Regions from separate parts of the Homo sapiens genome. Here all the other regions are linked to region 1. Evidence: read pairs that join two places in POLR2A ChIA-PET (ENCODE). Cell type or tissue: OCI-LY7. All regions are shown on one strand. Region 1 has its middle 46 kb from the start of ZNF860. Region 2 overlaps OSBPL10 (oxysterol binding protein like 10). Region 3 overlaps OSBPL10 (oxysterol binding protein like 10). Region 4 overlaps OSBPL10 (oxysterol binding protein like 10).

Region 1 (5,000 bases):
GAGCTATGAGAGACATAAAGAAGCTGCAATCACTGTCCTGTGCCCCATTATGTGGCAAATAAAAACTATGTGTCTTTACGTGGTTTCTCTGGCTCTACCTGAGATATTTTCCCCTCTAGGGAATGGACATTGGTTACAGTGAGATGATGCATTTTCATCTTATTTTTATTGGCTCTCTTTTCATGAGTATTAGATTCCTTGGTAGTCAAGCTGAACTCCCTAAGAGGAAACACTAGGTCAGTGAAGTATATCAATGGCCTTTATAAGAACATGATGTTGATTCATGATTGCGAGACTTGCATTAGGGTTTGCCTTGCTCATATTGTTACCGGCAGAACATATCCGTATCTGTACAGGTCTGCAGCAACCTCAATTCTTGCCTCCTCAGAAGAAAGGATTTCACTGAGGGGGATAATGCAGAAGGAGAGACTGGGGCAAGTTTCTGAGCAGGAGTGAAAGTTTATTAAAAAGCCTTAGAACACCAACATGGCACATGTATACATATGTAACAAACCTGCACGTTGTGCACATGTACCCTAAAACTTAGAGTATAATAATAATAAAATAAAATTAAAAAGCCTTAGAACAGGAATGAAAGGAAGGAAAGTACACTTGGAAGAGGGCCTGGCAGGCAACCTGAAAGGCAAGTGTGTGGTTTGACCTTTTGACCTGGGGTTTTATATGTTGGCATACTTCTGGGGTCTTGAATTTCTTCTTTCATCCCACTTACCTAACTCCTGAGAGCTTATCAGGAAACTGCTGATCACCAGTTTCAGGTGTTACCTATTATGAGGCTGCCTTTCACTGGTGCCGGCTGTGACCAATTATTACCGTAGCAGGGCAGTTAACAACAGCCTGACCATCACCTGATGGCCACCCAACATTCCTGGTGTGTGTGTGTGTGTGTGTGTGTGTGTGTGTGTGTGTGTGTGTGTGTGTGTGTGTGTGTGTCCTGACTAGCTACCTACTGTAACAATATCTGTAAGTAGATGTTTGAAATAATCTTAGAGATTAGAGTCATGAGTTTTGGAGGGGACAAATATTCAAACCTTCCATGTTCTCTCTTTTCTTCTACCTTCCATCAATTATTTCTCACAAAAGGGGCAGATTTCTTAGCCATAGAAAAGGAAAGATGACAAAAATGAAGAGGATACCAAACAAGTTAAAATATAAAACAGGAGAGCAAGAGAGTCTATGGATACCAGAAGTTTCCAAACTCCTTAAAGAGCATAAAATGTAAAACCCACCTCTTTGTAACATTTCTTCCTATTTAAGAAAAGAGGAGAAATCAGTTTCATATTGCAATTTGATGTGTATATTGTGTGTGTATATGTGTATGTATGTATCCAAAACACAGATTTTACAAATCAATACTTGTGATGCATACTATTATCTATTCTGTGATTGATGGCTGGGATTTAAAGGTTGAAGTAAAGAGCCAAGATGACTTCTGGTCTTTGGTTTAAGCAATTGGGTTGGGTGGTAGTACTGTTTACTGAGATAGAGAAAATGCAAGAGGAAATGTTTTGAAAGTTTAGAGAGAAGAAAGTGAATGAAATAATGATTTCTGATTTGGCCTTTTATGTTTGAGTTCCTTAGTATAGTGGTTCTCAGACATTTTGACTGATCCTCAGTACATTTGACATGAAGACCAAGTTGACAGGCACACATTTATGTCTGTAACACATACATTTATATCTATGAGTATGCACATGTGTATGTCCTCCTCCTTTAGCAGGAGCAACAAGAGCTCTGGCCTGAGATGGGGGTTGAAAGATGCCATCTTAAGAGAGGACTCAATGAAGTGTTAGGGCCATCATGAACAAGAAAGAAGTTCTCAATGTTTTCCTCATTTCCAGGTGGCACTCACTTCCAGAACCCAATGGCTAGTTATTTTGAAAAGACCAAGGCAGTGAATGTATTGGAGACAGTTGTTCCAGTCTCTCCATTCCTCTATCAGGAAAGATCAAGAAGGAAGAAGCTCAAGGTCTTCTCTTGCTTTGAGAAAAGCTAAATTGTGGAGTCTGAAGGGTGACCTCCATTTCTTGCTTAAAGTCTGAACACCCCTGCCCCTAACACATGCAAACCTGGGCACAGTGATGTGCACCTGTAGTCCCAGTTACTCTGGGGACTTGGGCAAGGGAATCACTTGAGCCCAGGAATTTGAGTCTGTAGTGGCTATTCATAGCCATAAATAGCCTGGCAACATAGTGAGACCCTGTCTGTTAAAATAAAAAATAAAAATAAAATCTGAACACATTCAATTTTATTGATTAATTAAAAATGATTTTGAGTTAAACTTACTGAAAAATAATTGGAAAAGTTTAGCAAACACTTATTTCCAACATCAAGAATTATTAATTGTTAACATTTGTCTTATTTGCTCCTAGTCTTTTCTTTGATGAATATAAAACATTATGGATAAAGCTAATGTCCCCTTGAATCATCACCTCAATCCCATTCCTCTCCCCTTCTCTGTGCCATCACTTCAGTTAGCATTTATGAATTTGATCTGCATCTTCTGACCCATATTTCATTGTTTTCCTACATAATTATAGCCAAGATATAGTATTCGCATTTTTAAGATTAATAAACCAAACATCGCATGTTCTCACTCATAAGTGGGAGTTGAACAGTGAGAACACATGGACACAGGGAGGGGAACATCACACACTGGGGCCTGTCAGGGGGTCGGGGGCAAAGGGAGGGAGAGCATTAGGGCAAATACCTAATGTAGATGATGGGTTGATGGGTGCAGCAAACCACCATGGTATGTGTATACCTATGTAACAAACCTGCATGTTCTGCACGTGTATCCCAGAACTTAAAGTATAATAATAAAAAAAAGAAAAAAAAAGTAATAAATGACTCCTCCACTGGCCACGGCTGTTATTTAGCAAGCTAGGGTCCTAGCATTCAAAGTTATGTCCTCTCTGAGTGAGAACAGACTTTCTGAGGGTGAGGAGATGGTGACTGTGCAAATCTGTATGGATGCCAGTGCAGGCATCTTTGGCCCAGGATGGAGGGCTGTTTCTGAGGAAGTGAAGTGGGCTCTATGGGGAACTGCAGTTCATGCCCGTTTCCTCAGCTTAGAGCTGTCTCAACTAAAAGTAGTAAAAGCTGTTCACCACCTGCAAAATGCAGCTGTGTGGGCTATTTTGAAACAAAGAGAGCGTTAGTATGGCGGTCATTTCCCCAGATCTCTCTTGGTTCACTAGGCAAAAGGTAATGCAGATATTAACGGTAGGGTTTTCTGCGTCTTTCTCTCCCGGCCATTGCTGTGTGTGGTAGGAGGCATCCTGTTGCAATATACATTTAGGGTTTTTTTAGAACCATATAGTTCCTTTAAGGGTTCCTTTAATCATATCAATCTGGATTGTAAGTTGAAGCTAACAGTCCTCCAGCTATAGTAAGAAGAAAGACATTCCTCAAAGAATATTATGGCTTAGCCGGGCATGGTCACATGAACCTATAATTCCACTGCTTTGGGAGGCAGAAGGATTGCTTGACACCAGGAGTTTGAAACTAGCCTGGGCAACACAGTGAGACCCTATCTCTATATAAAATTCAAAAAGTTAGCTGGGCATGGTGGCTCATGTCTGTAGTCCTAGCTACTTGGGAGGTTGAGGCAGGAGGACCACTGAGCCTAGCAGTTTAAGGTTACAGTGAACTATGATTGTGACATTGCACCCCAGCTTGGGGCACAGAGTGGGATCCTGTCTCAAAAAAAAATCTATATATCTCTATCTCTATCTCTGTCTCTATCTCTATCTCTATCTATCTATCATCTATCTATCTATCTATCTATCTATCTATCTATCATCTATCTATCTATCTATCTATCTATCTATCTATCTATCTATCTATGTCTGTATATATAAAGGCTCCATATATCATGTTTAGCCAGAGACTTTGGCATGTATAGCAAAGACCAGAGCAGGTCTGAGCCATCCACACAACCCTGGCTGATGGAGTCTGTGTGTGTGTGCAGCGGATACTCAAGAAAGCCTGATGGCTCTGCTAGACCAAGAAAAGAAGAGACACAAAATCAGGAATGAAAGAGAGGACATTACTACTGACCTTATAGAAGTAAAATGAATTGTAAGGGAATATTATGAATAACTGTTAGACAGCAGATGAATTAGACAAATTCCTAGGAAGATGTAAATTACTGGCTTGGAAAAAATAGAAAAGCTTGATAGACCTACAAGTAAAGAAATTGAACTGGCTTCCCACAAAGAAATGCTCATGCCCAAATAACTTCCCTAGTGAATGCTATCAAATATTTAAATAACAAATACTAGTAGCTTACAAGTTCTTTCAGAAAATAGAGGAGGAAGGAACACTTCCCAGCTCATTCAATGAGGGCAGCATTAACCTGATACAAAAGCCAAAGATGACATGAGAAGAGAAAACTACAGACCAATATTCCTCATGAACATAGGCCCCAAAATTCTTAATAAAATCCTATCAAACCAAGGTCAGCAACATAAAAAAAGGATCATATACCATGACCAATAATATCCCAAGAAATGCAATATTCCTGTATCCCAGAAATGCAAGGTTGAATTAACATTCAAAAATCAATTAATGTGATATACCATATTAATAAAAGTCAAAACTGATATGATCATCTTCACAGATGCAGAAAAAACATTGGAAGAAATTCAGCACCAATTCATGATAAAAACCCTCATCAAACAAGATAGAGGGGTCCTTCCTCATTCTGATAAAGGCATCTACAAATAACCTAGGGCTAATATCATATTTAATGGTGTAGGACTGAATGTTTTCCTCCTAAGATCATGAACAAGGTGAGACTGTCTACTCCCACCACTTCTGTTCAGCTATATACTGGAGGTTCTAGCCAGTATAATGAGGCCAAAAATAAAAAAGACATCCATGTTGCAAAAGAGAAGTAGGACTTTTTAAATTCACAGATGATATAATCCTTTATGTAGAAAATTGGAAGAAATTCACAAAAACACAAATCTAGAACT
Region 2 (5,000 bases), 200 kb after region 1:
GATTACCTGTGGGATTTATGAAGGGTAAGACTTTTTTGCTCATGTTTATCCTGAAAGAAGGCATGGATGTGAATTACACTGTGAAAATCCCCAGTTAATGGAAAATTAAAGGTTTTTTGACTCAAAGTTACTGCTTGTAAATTCAAATGACAGCCATTAAGTAATTACGATCATGGTTTTAGACATCCACCGTGGAATAATTTTGCTCTTGGGTGAATCTGATTTATTGCCATTCATGGTGATACTGCTACAGGCAAAGGTGTCTATTGCCAGAGCTGTCTTCCTCACTGATTTCTGAAGAGTCCTCATTTCTACTCAGAATTAGAAGAGAGAGAGAGTGTGTGTGTGTGTGTGTGTGTGTGTGTGTGTGCGTGTGCGTGTGCGTGTTTTCCCTACAATCTTGATATTTAATGGCTGACCCTGTAAGTATTTAATTATGTTTTGGGCTTCTGACCAGTCTGACCTTGTAGAAAATAAGAAGGTCAGTGACTCAGCGACTGCTTATGATTTTGTGCTAAGCAACTTCTTAACATTTTAAAAATCCATAAGGTTTTCATTGTTCAAGTTTTCAGTGATATTAAGAAACAAACTTTGTCCATGCAGCTTCTGCATGTCAGGCACTGTGCTAAGTATTGTATATGCATAATCTAATTTAAACTTCATGGTGACTTTTAAGGGTCAATATTATTATTTCTCTTTTTAAAGATTAGGAAATTGATGTTTAATGAGAAAACTTAAATAACTCACCCCAGATCACATGGCAAGAGCAGGGGTTTGGTAGGGGAGGAGTGGGGGGATAGAGGTGTGTGTATGAAGAATGAAACTTATCTGTCTGGCTTCAAAGCCCAGGGAAAAATCTGCCTTTTCCTGGACTGGAATAAGCCTCGCTGACAGTCAAAATATATTTCAGTGGACTCTTAATACTTAGGCAAATTTACTGTTATTAAAGAAATATCCTCTTTCTCCCTCTACTCTCCAAGTGAAAAGATTGAAGCTGAAAGTAGGTGATTATTATATGGTTATTTCCTATCTTTATCTGCATTCCAATTCATTATGTCCAAGTCAAATCCAGAGAATCTTTACAATCTGCGGTATTTCAAGGTAAACCCAAACTCTGATTTCTACCCTGGCTCTCGCCCCACTCCTTCATCCCCTGGTGATCTGTAAAACGATGGATCATTAACATTTAACAGTTTTTAGAGCTGTGCCTGTTAGCCGAGGCCTGAGGCTAAGACTACCTAGGGTATCCAGACTGTTGGGTTGCTATGTAGTGTGCTGCCTTGCCTGTCTAGCTTCCCAAAGCCTACTCAGGCTTCAGGCCCATCACCCTTGGAACATCCTGCCGTGATGAGATGAGCTCACTTCTTTGACATTTTCTGGCTGTATTGCCAAATTAGCCCCTGTTATGCACCATCTTGTAAGTGTGCATCTGTGTATGTTTCCCTCCGTCTGTCTCTGTATATGTGCATCTTACATCCCCAGCAATATTATAGGTATCTATGGTGAAAAACTGTCTCATACATTTTGTTTTCTTCCTGACACTACACAGTAGATATTTTCCTAGGCACATAGTAGGTATTCAGTAAATGTTTGAACTGTAGGAACTAGATGATTTCCACATTATCTAACTTGCCTTTTCTCAAGCTGAGATGAAGTATAGGAACAATTAGAATGTAAATTTTATGCAAAATTAAAATGTTTTCAATAGGGAATACATACGTATAGTTCAAAGTGAAAGAATATAAAAAGTAGACAGTGAAAAAATCTCCCCTCTTCACTGTTTCTATCCTCTCATTCCCTGCTTCTCCACAAATAAGCAGCCACTTTATAGTTTTATATGTATCCTTCCACAGTATGTTTGTTTTAAACAAATAATTTTCAACAAGCTAAATAACAAAAATACTTATTTACCTCATGTTGGAAAAGCTATATTTTGCATACTATAGATCAATTATGTGCCTTCCTTCACTTAACTGTATAGCTGAGAGATATTTCCAGATCAATTCATAGAGACCTCTCTCATTATTCTCTTACAGCTTGGTAGTATTCCATTACATAGATGTACCATAATTTATTTAACCTGTCCCATGCTGACGGACATTTGGGTTGTTTTCTGTCCTTTGCCATCAGGCATAGTGCTGCGGTGACTAACAGGGACATATAGCATTTCACCCAGCTGCAGGTATGTCTGGAGGATACATTCCCAGACACGGGATTGCTGGAGCCAGGGGGAGATGTGTTTGTATCTGTGATGGGTCTGCTGATTGCTGTTCTCAGGGTTTTGCCACCTTTTTTACCTCCACAAACTCGTTTCTCTGTGGCCCTGTTGACAGATTGTGTACTCAGACTTTTGAATTTTTGCCAATCTGATGAGTGAAAGATGGTTATCTAAAGTAGTTTGAATTTACATTTATCTTCTGAGTACAGTTGAACATATTTTCCTATGTGTTAAAAGCCATTTATATTTCTTTTTTTGTAAGCTGTCTTCATACCTTGGCCCATTTTAATAATTATTTCCAGCTCTACATTTTTCCTAGTTTATAGTTGGGCTTTGCTGGTGGTCGTAGTGGGGTATTTTGTTGGTCTGTTTGTTTCCTTTGCAGAAATTTCCAGTTTTTAGGTGATCAAATTTATCAAGCTTTTCTTTTTTCTTTTCTTTTTTTTTTTTTGAGACGGAGTTTCGCTCTTGTTGCCCAGGCTGGAGTGCAATGGCACGATCTCGGCTCACTGCAACCTCCGCCTCCTGGGTTCAAGTGATTCTCCTGCCTCAGCCTCCTGAGTAGCTGCGATTACAGGCATGTGCCACCATGCCTGGCTAATTTTGTACTTTTAGTAGAGATGGGGTTTCTCCATGTTGGTCAGGCTGGTCTTGAACTCCTGACCTCAGGTGATCTGCCCGCCTTGGCCTCCCAAAGTGCTGGGATTACAGGTGTGAGCCACCGCACCCGGCTAAGCTTTTGTGGTATAGCTTTTGGATTTCAAAGTGTTAGGCCCATGGTTATGTGTTTTCTTCTAGTACTGTTTGTTTTTCTTAAATCTTTGATCCATTCGAGATCTGTGATCTGAGAGATGAATCCAGCTTTGTTATTCAGATGGCTTCCCAGTTATCCCAACATTTACTGAAAAATTCATCTCCACTAAGTTGAGATGCCATCTTTATCATAAACTAGATTGTAATTTGGATTATATATTACCACAGGATGAAATGTAAACACTGGACTAACAAATGAGGAATACTTGGTGGACAGCTTAGTTCGTGCATATAGATGACATTATTAAGCACTTAATAAATTAAACAATTGTGATGTGCCAGGCCTTGGGGATATAAAGATGAGCATGAAAGCATCTCTTAAGAAAGTAACTGGATAATCAATATAATCTTGATGCAGTGGAATAAGAGCAGCAGAGAGGCCGAGAAAGCCAGGGAGATGCTTCACAGAGCAGAGAACACCATGCTGAGTTTGAAGGTTCAGCAGAGGCTGACCAGCCACAGAGGAAGGGCATTCTAGGAACAGGAAATAATAGGTAGAGAGGCAGAGCTCCATGAGCGTCCATGGTGTGTGGGTCGGGGACGGTGGGGGGCAGGATTTTGAATAGCTGTTCATGGCCATAGCGTAGGACAGGAAGCACAATTGGAGATGAAACCAGAAGGGCAGCTAAGGAAGGGCAGTTCAGTGAGTATCTGTGGGATTTGGGCATGCAGTGTTGTTATACCTCCTTCATACCTTCAGCTCCCTAAAGAGAGGAAGGGGAAAGATGAAGAGGTCCAAAATGAATAGAAGCCAACACTTAGTTGTGTTCTGCAGGTCAGTTGTTGAGTTTTGACACCTGTTGCTTATTCTAGAGTGCTCCAAGCTCCCGAAGCCGAAGTCTCACTTTGCTCCCACATGGAACACCCAATTCTGCGTCTCCCTGTAGCCAGAGACACCTCAGTGTGGGGGCCCCCGGTGTTGTCACAATCACGCATCACAAGTCGCCTGCAGCCGCCCGAAGAGCCAAGAGTCAGTATTCCGGCCAGCTTCACGAAGTCAGAGAGGTAGGCTTTGCTCTCCTACTAGGTTAAGCAGCCCCGGGGAGTTGGGGGCTGTGACAGTCGCTCTGCCGACTCCTCTTCCTTTGCGCCGTCTTGATTTATGGAGAGAGGACCAGCAGCAAACCTCCCAGCCACACGGCTGTGACGGTCCTTCCTGGTTTAAAAAAAGTTAATTGTTCCTATTTCTTAGGTTAAGTGAATTGTTAGGAGACTACTCTGAGAACTCGGAAAGCAGAGAAAGCAAGCCTACAAAAATATGGATGTAAATGAAGTACAGTTAAATCCACGCTCATAGCAAAGACTAGGCCAAACCTCATGGATAATAAGAAAATAACTTTGGGTGTTTTGAAACTCAGGAAGTGCTAGACATAACGCAGATACCCCCTGTTTTCTGCCCTGCTTCACTTTCTTTCTCTCCTCTCCTGCTTCCCCTCATAGACACACTCCAAGGGGAGGGTTGGGTAGTGAAAAGAATACTGTCCTTGAAGTCAGAAGACTTGTTTAAGAGCAAGTCTTCTGACAGCCCCGAACCTCAGTTTCTACACCTGTAAAATGGAAATAAAACAGGCTTTGCCAGCCTTCTCTGGGGAAATAGGATCATTTGTGACAATGAAAACTCTTTAATTGTGCCTTATAAAAGTGAGGCGAGGTTATGTTTAAATTTCGCTTTTGATGCACTGAGAAGTCATCAGTTTGGGGATCCCAGATCCTTAGTATCCCTGTCATCCTCTGCAGCTGTTATAGAGAACAGACTCTCAAATAAATGATGGTGGTTTTGGTTGCCTACTTCCTTTGAGTGCTGAGGTTTTTTGCTCTGCAGCTTACTTGGGTACAGACCAGTTTGCTTTCCTCTTAGAGAAAGTGGCAGGGCTCTTCCTCCGTGTCACACAGAATGAGACTCCTCGACTAGGGTCTTGCCGCTGCTTGAGTTAGCATGCGTCTGGCTTTAGTTTTTAAATGTCACAAG
Region 3 (5,000 bases), 81 kb after region 1:
GGCACCTTACCAAACACCTGCTCCCTTTTCTCTGAATAATCAAATAGTCTTTTATTACAAAGTTAATTTCGCTACTCTGGAATTTACTTATTTGGCCCTGCATTACCATAGAGGTACTCTCTAACTCCATCATGGATGGTGGGGGCTCCAGCCATGATTCTGAAGTTCTCCTTAAGTCAATTCCTTCTTGAATGTCTTGGTCCAGATTGTACACACTGTACAGAAAACTTGATTTGGGGGCCTTTTCCAATTTCTTAGCTATGCTTTAGTGGAAAGGAAAGGCAAAGAAATACTTCTTGGAAAATTAAAACTGCTTAGCAACACTCCTGGGGTGCATTGAATGCACACGATGAAATCTGGAAAGTAAAACGTGAAACTTTATAAAGTCAGCATAAAAAGCACCATAAAAATTGGAGGAAAGTTGTTAGTTATATGACGGAGGATGACTGCCCGTTTATTGCTCGAGTGTGGTCGTGGAGATTCACTCTGAGGCTAAAGTGCTCTTAGGCAGAAGGTAGGTGGAACTGCAGGCTGCTGCTTGCAATAGGGAACAATAAACCCAGTTACTTGGGAGGTAAGCCTTCAGTCTGGGTTGTAAAATTATACTCCATGCTCAAGGCTTTTCAGAGGTGCTCAACCACCTTGTACAGATGAGTTTTTTAACTTCCTGGATGGTTTCCAGAGAGATGGAAAGATGAAAAGACTCATAATGATGAATGGCCCTTCCCTCTTTCCCTGCATGTATATTGTTCTGCTGGACTTCTAGAATGGACTCTGTCCATTGTGGATGTTGCTGGTGCCCTGCACAGATCCCCTTTACTGGGTCAGGGCACCCAGCCCTTGACTAATTGAGGGAGTTAGCTGCTAATACTTCATGCCTGTACCTTTCACTGGAAGATTCTGCCCTGCAGGGGAGGAACCCTCTAGCCTGGAGGTGACTGGGAGGTAACCTGCATCCTCCACTCTGGTGTGACCTTGTACCCAGTGACTGACATCACTTAGTGAAGTCAACGATTGGGAGTATCAAACCCAATCCCCTGCTTCCTGGCAGCACAAACTTTGTACAGTTTACTTCAGAGCTTTTTGTGGGATCAGACGGAGGCTGGGCTTATCTCAACTCCTATGCAGTTTCCCTCACCTTCTTCCAGTTTCTCCGGATCCTGAGAGCACTTCCTCAAGCACTCATTTGCATAGGAGTCGCCACATCAGGCTCTGCCTCCAGGGAATATGACCTAACACAGATTCTTTATCTATTTTTCTCCTCCAGCCTGTCATACTGTGCTCAGCGTGTGGAGTGTTTCCACAGGAGTCTTCCGTGATCTGTTAGGTTCTTTTGAGGGCTTGTTTCATGTGTTGGTCATCTTTAGACTTCCACCAAACCTCCCAACCCCATGCCCTGCCTGAGTACCTTCTCAGTGCTGTCGCAGGAATTGTGGAGTAGGGGAAGGTGGCATATGCAGAGGCCAAGAGGAGCTGGTAGGGGACTTCTGATGTTGGTGTAAGATCTGCCATTGGTAATTTGGACACTCGCTATAGGCAGGCAGAGGACAAAGCATGCTTCCGCCTTTGTGAGGAGGATAGCATTCCAATTTTTCAGCCTTAGTGATGCTGTGGGAACTGCTGTTCAGCTGAGTTGGGTGGAGGAATTGGCACCTCCAGCTTTGGTGATGTGCTGTGTGCTTAGGGACAGCCTGGGCCGAGGGTTGACCTTGTTCGTGCCTAGATCCAGAGCTGCTACACTTCTGCAGATGGGATCCTGGTCTCTATGTCTCCCCTACTCACCCTTACCTTCCAGTAACTGCTCCCCATCCTTTATTTTTTGTGTTGGCCCAGTGTTTCTGATGTCCACTGAGTTGTCAGAGCCTGAAATTTAGTGAATCATTCTGATTACTGCTGTGTCTCGTTCTCTAGTATCTAACCAGCCACTGAGGCATAGCTGCCTTTCTGGTCTGCTCCCTCCTGCCTTTGTCTCTTCTGATAACTGCTCGTCTCATTTGTCAGTATCTAACAGCCACTGAGCCGTAGCTGCCTCTCTGGTCTGCTCCTCCTGCCCTTGTCTTTGTTTCGATGCTCCTTGCATCTGGTCTGGACTCCCACGATCATCTTCTTAAGGCCTCCCTGAGCCCAAGCTCCTCTTCTTCTAGGCACCTCAACACCATCTCCATGGTAACTTTTCTAAAGCATGCAACACTAAAAACTCTTGGGTGACTTCCTGTGACCTCCAAAGGAAGTCTCAGCTCTGCTAGAATGGGACCAAAGCCCAGCTCCACCTTGAACTTGTGTCATAGCCTTGCTTCTTGTTCCCTCTCCTTAGCCGGGCAGATGCCTTGTCCTTTGATAAAGGCTTCCTGTCACCTCCTGAGGGCTCTTGTGCTTTTCGCAGGTGGATGCCATTACCTTTACCGCTGTGCCTCCCGCAATTGCTCTGTTCACACGCTGTCCGCCATCTGCCTGCAAGGGCCCAGGCAGGGTCTTACTCATCATTATGTCATTGCTTCAATAGAAGCCTAATATTTTGTACATAGTAGTCAGGAAGGAAACGACTTAAAAAATTCTTAATTTTTCTTAATACAAGGGTTTTTTTTTTTTTTGATAAAAAACAACTTAATAAAATTCTTAATTTTTCTTAAATTCTTAATTGATTTCTAATTTTTTTGTTATTATTGAAAAAGTAAAAAACTTGAGTTCCCCCTTTTCATTAAAAAACTTAGTAGTGGCTGGGTGCAGTGGCTCACGCCTATAATTTTAGCACTTGGGGAGGCTGAGGGGGGTGGATCACCTGAGATCAGGGGTTCGAGACCAGCTGGCCAACGTGGTGAAACCCTGTCTCTACTAAAAATACAAAAATTAGCCGGGCATGGTGGCACGTGCCTGTAATCCCAGCTACTCAGGAGGCTGAGGCAGGAGAATCACTTGAACCTGGGAGGCGGAGGTTGCAGTAAGCCGAGATCATGCCATTGCACTCCAGCCTGGGCAACAAGAGTGAAACCCATCTCAGAAAAAAAAAAGCATAAACCAAAACTTAGTAGTGTCTGTTGATTCAGGCAATCCCTAATGGCAAGAGGTTCTCTGAATTGAGTAATGCCTTAAGTAGTTTGGATTTTTTTAGTCATAATAGGATCTGCAGATGTTTGGCCAGTAACCCTATTTGTATGCATGATACGTTATTCGTACCAGACCAGGGGTCACAGGCTCAAATATTCTCCAGGTCTCAGGCTGTGTCACAGAAACAAGGGTGTCAGAAAAGCAGTATAAACCCCTCTGGTCAAGGGCTGCTGACCTCTGCTTTGGCATCCTGAGCGTCTGGAGAAGGTGGGAGCATGGAGACCTGAGAGTGCATCACATCTGACAGGGCAGCTGCTTCTCAGCTATGGCCTATGGTTGCCGTGTAGTGAATGGACCCCATGTTGAGATCCTTGGATATTGCAAGAGAAACTAGAGATGTAGATTTGTGTGAGAAGCTGTCTTAATTTTTAAAGATTGTCAACTGATTCAAAACAATTTTTAAAGCCAAAAATAAAAACAATGAACAAACCAAAGCCTGATTCTGGTCAAAGCAAGTGGGCTTGAGGGCTGGATCGTATGTCACTGACTGACTTTTGTTTTGAGGCTTCCGGTCCAGATAGTGTCCCTAGAGCATATTTGTGGTGACTTTGGGAGCCCCATGTCACTGGTGTTGACTTTGGGGACTGTAACTTTGGACCAGAGTCCTAGTGGCAGGAATTTGACGCCTTGTTTGCTGATGAGGGAGGGAATTTTAGGTAATTTTCTCCTCCCAAAATGACCCTGGCACCCCTTTTGTTAGCATGGCTTGTTCCTTCCTGTTTTTTTTTTTTTTTTTTTTTGAGACGGAGTCTTGCTCTGTCGCCAGGCTCGAGTGTAGTGGTGCAATCTTGGTTCACTGCAACCTCTGCCTCCCAGGTTCAAGTGATTCTCCTGCCGTGGCCTCCCGAGTAGCTGGGACTACACATGTGTGCCACCACGCCCAGCTAATTTTTGTATTTTTAGTAGAGACGGGGTTTCACTATGTTGGCCAGGATGGTCTCAATCTCTTGACCTCAGGATCTGCCCGCCTCAGCCTCCCAAAATGTTGGGATTACAGGCATAAGCCACTGTGCCTGGCCTTTTTTTTTTTTTTTTTTTTTTTTTTTTTTTTTTTTTAAAGAGAGGGGGTCTTGCTCTGTTGCCCAGTTTGGAATGTAGTGGTGCAATCATAGCTCACTGCAACCTTAACTCCTGTACCCACTCTTTTCATGTGAAGCAACCAGATTGGCTGATGGATGTGCTGGGAAGAAGGTGTCTCCAAGGAGATGAGTCAGTGCCACAGCACTGTATTATAGGCATTATGTATTATAGGCATTAGAGTTGTCCTTAGTCTATTCAGGCTTGTATAAAAAGGACAAAGGGAAAATTTAGGGATGGGGACAGCTATCAGGAAGGTGGTGGTTTTACATAAATCTTTCTCTCCACATGTCCATATGTAAATATATCCATGCTTTAGCAGGCCTGTTAGTTTAAAATATGGATTGCCATTTGAAAACTTGACATTTTCCTAGATGTCTTGAACCTTAGTTCATCTAGCCTGGCCACATCATTTAATAGAAAAGATAATTGCTAACACATGGTTTACCAGTTTGGAAGCTGTTCTTTTATATTTTATGATTATATAATTAATTTATTTTTACATTTAAAAAAGCTGCTTATTTTTGCTGGTAGAAATATAGATTGGTATGACTTTTATGGAAGACAAATAGGTAATCTTTATCAACAGCCTTAGCAATGGTTATATTGTTTGATGCAGTGATTCTACTTGTTGTAAGATATGCTAAAATAGTAATCAAAGAAGTGCAGAAGAAATAATTCATGAAAATGTTCATTGCTGTGTTATTTATGACCACAGAAAATATGCAACAGCCTAAATTGGGGAATAGTTAATAAAGTTATGCTTTATCTATCTGATGAAATATTATTCATATATTAAGTGTTGTTTCTAAAGAACT
Region 4 (5,000 bases), 91 kb after region 1:
AGGCAGGAGAATCGTTTGAACCTGGGAGGTGGAGGTTGCAGTGAGCCAAGATTGTGCCACTGCACTCCAGCCTGGGCGACAGAGTGAAACTCTGTCTCAAAAAAAAAAAAAAAAAAGGATGAGAGAGTCTTGGCACATTAAACTGAAAAGAGAGGGAAGTGTGAGAGCATAAGAGAGCATTAATGTAGTAGAGCAAATGCCTGGGAAGTCTAGTGTGGATAGAGTTCTGAGCTGGGATGCATGTTGATCTGAAGCAGGAGGAAGGACATTTATCCACTGAATGGGAAGGAAGACATTGATGGATACAGATGAAGGTGAGTTTGAGGGTGGGCAGGAAGTTGAAGGCGTTCTTGCTTTACTCTCTGTAAAGTAGGAGGTGAGGTTATCGTCTGAGAGTGGAGTTAGAGGAAGGGTTGATGGTGGACCCTGAGGCTTGGGCAAAGTCGAGGAGGTTTGAAAAAGCCTCTGGCCAGGCATGTTGGCTCACACCTGTAGTCTCAGCACTTTAGGAGGCTGAGACAGAGGATCACTTGAGCCTAGGAGTTCGAGACCAGCCTGGGCAGCATAGTGAAACCCCATTTCTACTTACCTGGGTGAGTTGGCGTGTGCCTGTAGTCCCAGCTACGTGGTAGGCTGAGGTGGGAGGATCACTTGAGTCCAGGAGGTCAAGGCTGCAGTGAGCCATGATCGCACCACTGCACTCCAGCCTGGGCGACAAAGTGGGCTCTATCTAAACAAACAAACAAACAAAAAACCCCACAAAAACTTCTGAGGGGAATGGAAAGAGAGCTCAACAGGTTTGCTGGACAGCTCTGAGGGTGTCCAGAATGGAGCCCCTGAATCTGTTATGCCATCTGCTGTTAATGGTTGTGTGGTTTTCTCCTTGGTGTTGAGTATCCTGAGGAGAGGAACAGAGAAGGTGATAGGTAGAAGGATCTGGGGTTGGGATTTGGTTGAGTGAGTGTTTAAGAGAGTGTGAGGGAGTTGAGATCATTGGTTAGTGGGCAGTTGATGTAGGATGGAGGAGAAAGGAGATGTAGACAGAAGAGGCCTGTCAGAGAAGAAGAAAATAGAGGTGCTAGCAAATTGGAGCATCAGAAGAGATGGAAGAGTTGGTGTGGTGGGAGAGGTGGCATGAGAGATCTCAGGGAAGGAGTTCGTAGGGTCAAAAGGAAATGCAGTGAGATGTTTGGCAGGTACTGTCAGAGTTGGAGCCATTCTGAGTAGTGATGGGAAAGCCACGCTAGGTCTTTGGGAGGAAGACAGTAACACCAAGAAGGAGGTTACAGAATGAGGTCAAGGAACTAATTGGGCAGTGTGCTTGGTGGATTCTAAGGTCATTTGGAATGACTGCTGGACTTGGTGACTCAGGGAGGACTGAACCAGGGGAAAAGGTCTTCAGCGAATGAGATAGAATGATTGAGAGACATGGAGGTAAATTTTACCCAAGAGTGGAGGAGTCTTATATTGGAAACAGCTTTGGGCAATAAGGAGAAGCTACAATGTGCTTCCATCAAGAGTTCCAGGTTTCAACCAAGATAAGAAGAGAGGTTGGGGGAAGGGTGGTCCCAAGAGGTTCAGTACAAAGGTGTAGGAGGGTGGGGATCCAAGGGAAGTTTTGGACTGTGGGTGTGATATTGTGGGAAAGGGTCGGGGGTCTGGGGGCAGGAAGGGGCTTGAACTTTGGACAGGACTGAAAGGCATGATGGGGGTGAGTGGCTGTATTGTTCTTCTAGCTCCCCTGCTGGCTAGGAGGAGCCAGTCTTCTCTTTGGAAGCAATTTGAGAAGTGCTCTGCTGGACCTAAATTGATGCTGTCCAAATTTCTGCCTTGAGGCAAGTTGGCTATGCCTTCTCGGATGAGTAATTTCAGCCCCTAAAGAGTATAGCAAATCCATATAACCAAGAGTTGGCAAGAAAAGGCTCTTTATGACATTTGAGTGTTTCATGTTCCTCTGACTTTCTTTCTTTTTTTTTTTTTTTGAGCCTGAGTGTCTCTTGCCCAGGCTGGGTGCAGTGGCGCAATCTCGGATCACTGCAACCTCTGCCTCCCAGGTTCAAGTGATTCTTCTGCCTCAGCCTCCTGAGTAGCTGGGACTACAGGCACATGCCACCATGCCCAGCTAATTTTTGTACTTTTTAGTAGAGACAGGGTTTCACCATGTTGCCCAGGATGGTCTTGATCTCTTGACCTTGTGATCTGCCTGCCTCAACCTCCCAAAGTGTTGGGATTACAGGCATAAGCCACTGCACCCAGCCATTCCTCTGACTTTCTAGAGGCCTGTTTACTGGAAGAGTGAATAATCTCAACTGCTTCTTTTTTTTTCCTGGTATCTAGAAAGCAGAAAGATAAGAAGACTCCTTGGGGTTTCAGTTCCATTCAGTGCCTTGGTTACACGGTGTGATAAGTCATGTCTGGTTCTTGAAAGTCAGCAGTGAATAAGCCTTTCCCAGTGTAGAGCATAGGGTTCCTTTGGGGAATTTAAACACATTTTTCTTTAATGGCTGAAATGAAGTGTGGCTCTTTTCATGGAAGTTTTATGTATTTGACCTATTTAATTTTTTTTTCTTCAGGAAATAAAAAATGCCACTTTCTTACTTCCCTTCCAAAACAGACAACCACTGACTTTTCTTGGCAAGGAGATACCTGTGTGTGTCATGGAAATGGATGGTGTTTGGAAATGTGAAAAATGTAATTTACTTTTTCTTTTCACCATTGAAGTGGATTAAAAGAAGTGAATATTTTAATGGAACTGGATATGATAAATGTCTTTCTTGTGAAAGCTTTAGAATCAGAATGAAAAATTATGTTTTGATTTTTCCCTATAAATATGCACATTTATTCTTGGAAGTAATACTAGAGTCTGTTTGTTACAGCATTTAGCTAACATGAGGTTTCAAAGGACAGTCATTTTGTACAGATTGAATACAAAATATGCAGAAGGGACTGCCTCAGTAAATAAATGCTAAGCCCTAGGTTGTTTTGGTAGTATTTTAAGAAAATAAGAGTTGCTGGTGTACCTTAAAGAATGTAAGAGAGAATAAAAAGAAAACAAAAATGAAAATAGGAGAAAGAAAAATTATTAAAGCATGAGAGGCTGAAGCAAAGAATGAGTGAAACCTTAGAGAAGCTCAGGAATGGACATTTAAAGACCAGTGGGGAATGTTAGAACAGAGGGGAGTTACATAAGGAAATGACAGTTCAGGAGTTGAGAAGGGATGGTGAAGAGGAGAAGGGGGTATGGCCCAACCTGTAAAAGCATAAAGTGGAAAGATAAAGGATTTTTCTCACTAGAATGGTGACTTTACATAAAAAGTAAAAACATATCAGATCCTGCTTGTAGAATTTTGTTATCACTTCAGCAATTTTATTTCCAGAACCCCTTGCTTAAACGCAACCTATTTCCTTTCCCTTTCTACATATGAAAACCAATTATTTTGGCCGGGTGCGGTGGCTCATGCCTGTAATCCCAGGACTTTGCGAGGCTGAGGTGGGTGGATCACAAGGTCAGGAGTTCCAGACCAGCCTGACCAACATGGTGAAACCCCGTCTCTACTAAAAATACAAAAATTAGCCGGGCGTGGTGGGGGTCACCTGTAATCCCAGCTACTTGGGAGGCTGAGGCAGGAGAATCGCTTGAACCCAGGAGACAGAGGTTGCAGTGAGCCAAGATCATACCACTGCACTCCAGCCTGGGCGAAAAGAGTGAGACTCTGTCTCAAGAAAAAAAAGAAAAAAAAAAAAAATCTATTTCATAGGAGTAGATTTTTTTTTCTTCTTTTAGTTCCCAAAGCAGCATTTCCCAGGATGAATTGCACCAAATGCTGTTTCAACAGGCTGTTCAAAGGAAATAAAGAATTTTATGTTCAAATAACTTTGAGAAATACTGTATAAAAAAAAAGTTTAACATGTTTATTTACTGCACAGTTCTCAGATCCCTTAACATCAAATATGTATTTTGAATTTCTAAGATAAATGGTCTCTCTTATCTAATGGAATTCTGGTTTTGCTCTGGGTGGCAAAAATTATAGTTAAAAATTCTCATCTCCCCAGACTCCCCTGTTGCCAAAGGTGACACAGTAGCAGCCAGTGAAATATAAGTAGAAGTGGTTGCAGGGCAGAGGCTTCCAGGAGAGCTTCGGTTTCTTGATAAACAGGATCTGTGAGGCTGGCACACAACTTTCCCATTTCCCTTCCCACCTTCCTGTATGAAGGGGATGTAGCAATCTTGTCCCAGGAAGGCCAAGCGCTAAGAGTTGCAAATCAGAAAGATTGAAGGGGTTCTTGATGGCTTCTTGCAACTACTCTACCAGCCTTGGAGTTTCTATCTTTGGACTGGTTGCTTTAGTAGAAAAATAGAGCCCCGATTGTTTAAACTACTATGGGTAAGTTTCTATGACATGCAGCTGAATGCAATTGTAACTCATACCAGGGTGATATATAGTAAGCAGTAATTGTGCTTATGTTAACCGTGGATATCCAATTTTTTTTCCTTTAAACTATTTAGAAGAGTCTTTGGGAAATGCTACGTTTATGAATAGAAATGTAGTAATATAGTCAGCCTTTTTTTTTCTATAAAAATGAATTTTCTCTTGGGAGGCCGAGGCGGGTGGATCACCTGAGGTCAGGAGTTTGAGACCAGCTTGGGAAACATGGTGAAACCCCATCTTTACTAAAATACAAAAAATTAGCTGGGTGTGGTGGCAGGCACCTGTAATCCCAGCTTCAGGAGGCTGAGGCAGGAGAATCCCTTGAACCTGGGAGGCGGAGGTTGCAGTGAGCCGAGATTGTGCCATTGCACTCCAGCCTGGGCGCCAGAGCGAGACTTTGTCTCCAAAAAAAAAAAAAAAGAATGAATTTTCTGATGGTCTTTGACTATGAAATTTGGGTTTAAAATTTTGGGCTTTTCCTTTGCCTTTTCCCCACACAGATGAAGTTTTTGCTTCCTTTTTTTTTGTTGTTGTTGTTTTTTAAATGGGCCAGGCTGATCTTGAATTCCT

Evidence for each region. Peaks named below come from ENCODE experiments on the same cell type or tissue, not always from the same donor. Only the 100,000 strongest peaks of a DNase experiment are listed, where the experiment ranks them.
Region 2: POLR2A ChIA-PET joins it to region 1 with 5 read pairs; 3 of 35 experiments call an interaction of 5 or more read pairs at or near these places.
Region 3: POLR2A ChIA-PET joins it to region 1 with 6 read pairs; 1 of 35 experiments calls an interaction of 5 or more read pairs at or near these places.
Region 4: POLR2A ChIA-PET joins it to region 1 with 5 read pairs; 1 of 35 experiments calls an interaction of 5 or more read pairs at or near these places.

Annotation. Positions count from the first base shown.
Region 1 is chr3:32,024,879-32,029,878 of GRCh38, reverse strand. It overlaps a transcript of OSBPL10 not described here. Among named protein-coding and RNA genes, the nearest start is that of ZNF860, 46 kb to the right of the region's middle. In OCI-LY7, no CTCF peak of the experiment used is centred here; DNase peaks (open chromatin) are centred at 3,118 and 3,958; H3K4me3 peaks cover 1,539 bases; H3K27ac peaks cover 3,738 bases.
Region 2 is chr3:31,829,076-31,834,075 of GRCh38, reverse strand. It overlaps OSBPL10 (oxysterol binding protein like 10), which reads left to right. Exons shown (of 12, transcript NM_017784.5): 4 at 3,845-4,036. Among named protein-coding and RNA genes, the nearest start is that of OSBPL10-AS1, 130 kb to the right of the region's middle. In OCI-LY7, no CTCF peak of the experiment used is centred here; no DNase peak of the experiment used is centred here.
Region 3 is chr3:31,943,995-31,948,994 of GRCh38, reverse strand. The region is part of intron 1 of OSBPL10 (oxysterol binding protein like 10); the gene reads left to right. Among named protein-coding and RNA genes, the nearest start is that of OSBPL10, 35 kb to the left of the region's middle. RefSeq lists enhancers at 1,465-2,066, 2,067-2,669. In OCI-LY7, no CTCF peak of the experiment used is centred here; DNase peaks (open chromatin) are centred at 1,214, 2,354, 3,624, 3,724 and 5 weaker places; H3K4me3 peaks cover 4,201 bases; H3K27ac peaks cover 5,000 bases.
Region 4 is chr3:31,934,261-31,939,260 of GRCh38, reverse strand. All of the region lies in intron 1 of OSBPL10 (oxysterol binding protein like 10), which reads left to right. Among named protein-coding and RNA genes, the nearest start is that of OSBPL10, 45 kb to the left of the region's middle. In OCI-LY7, CTCF peaks have their summits at 1,557 and 1,763; a DNase peak (open chromatin) is centred at 4,356; H3K4me3 peaks cover 1,256 bases; H3K27ac peaks cover 4,958 bases.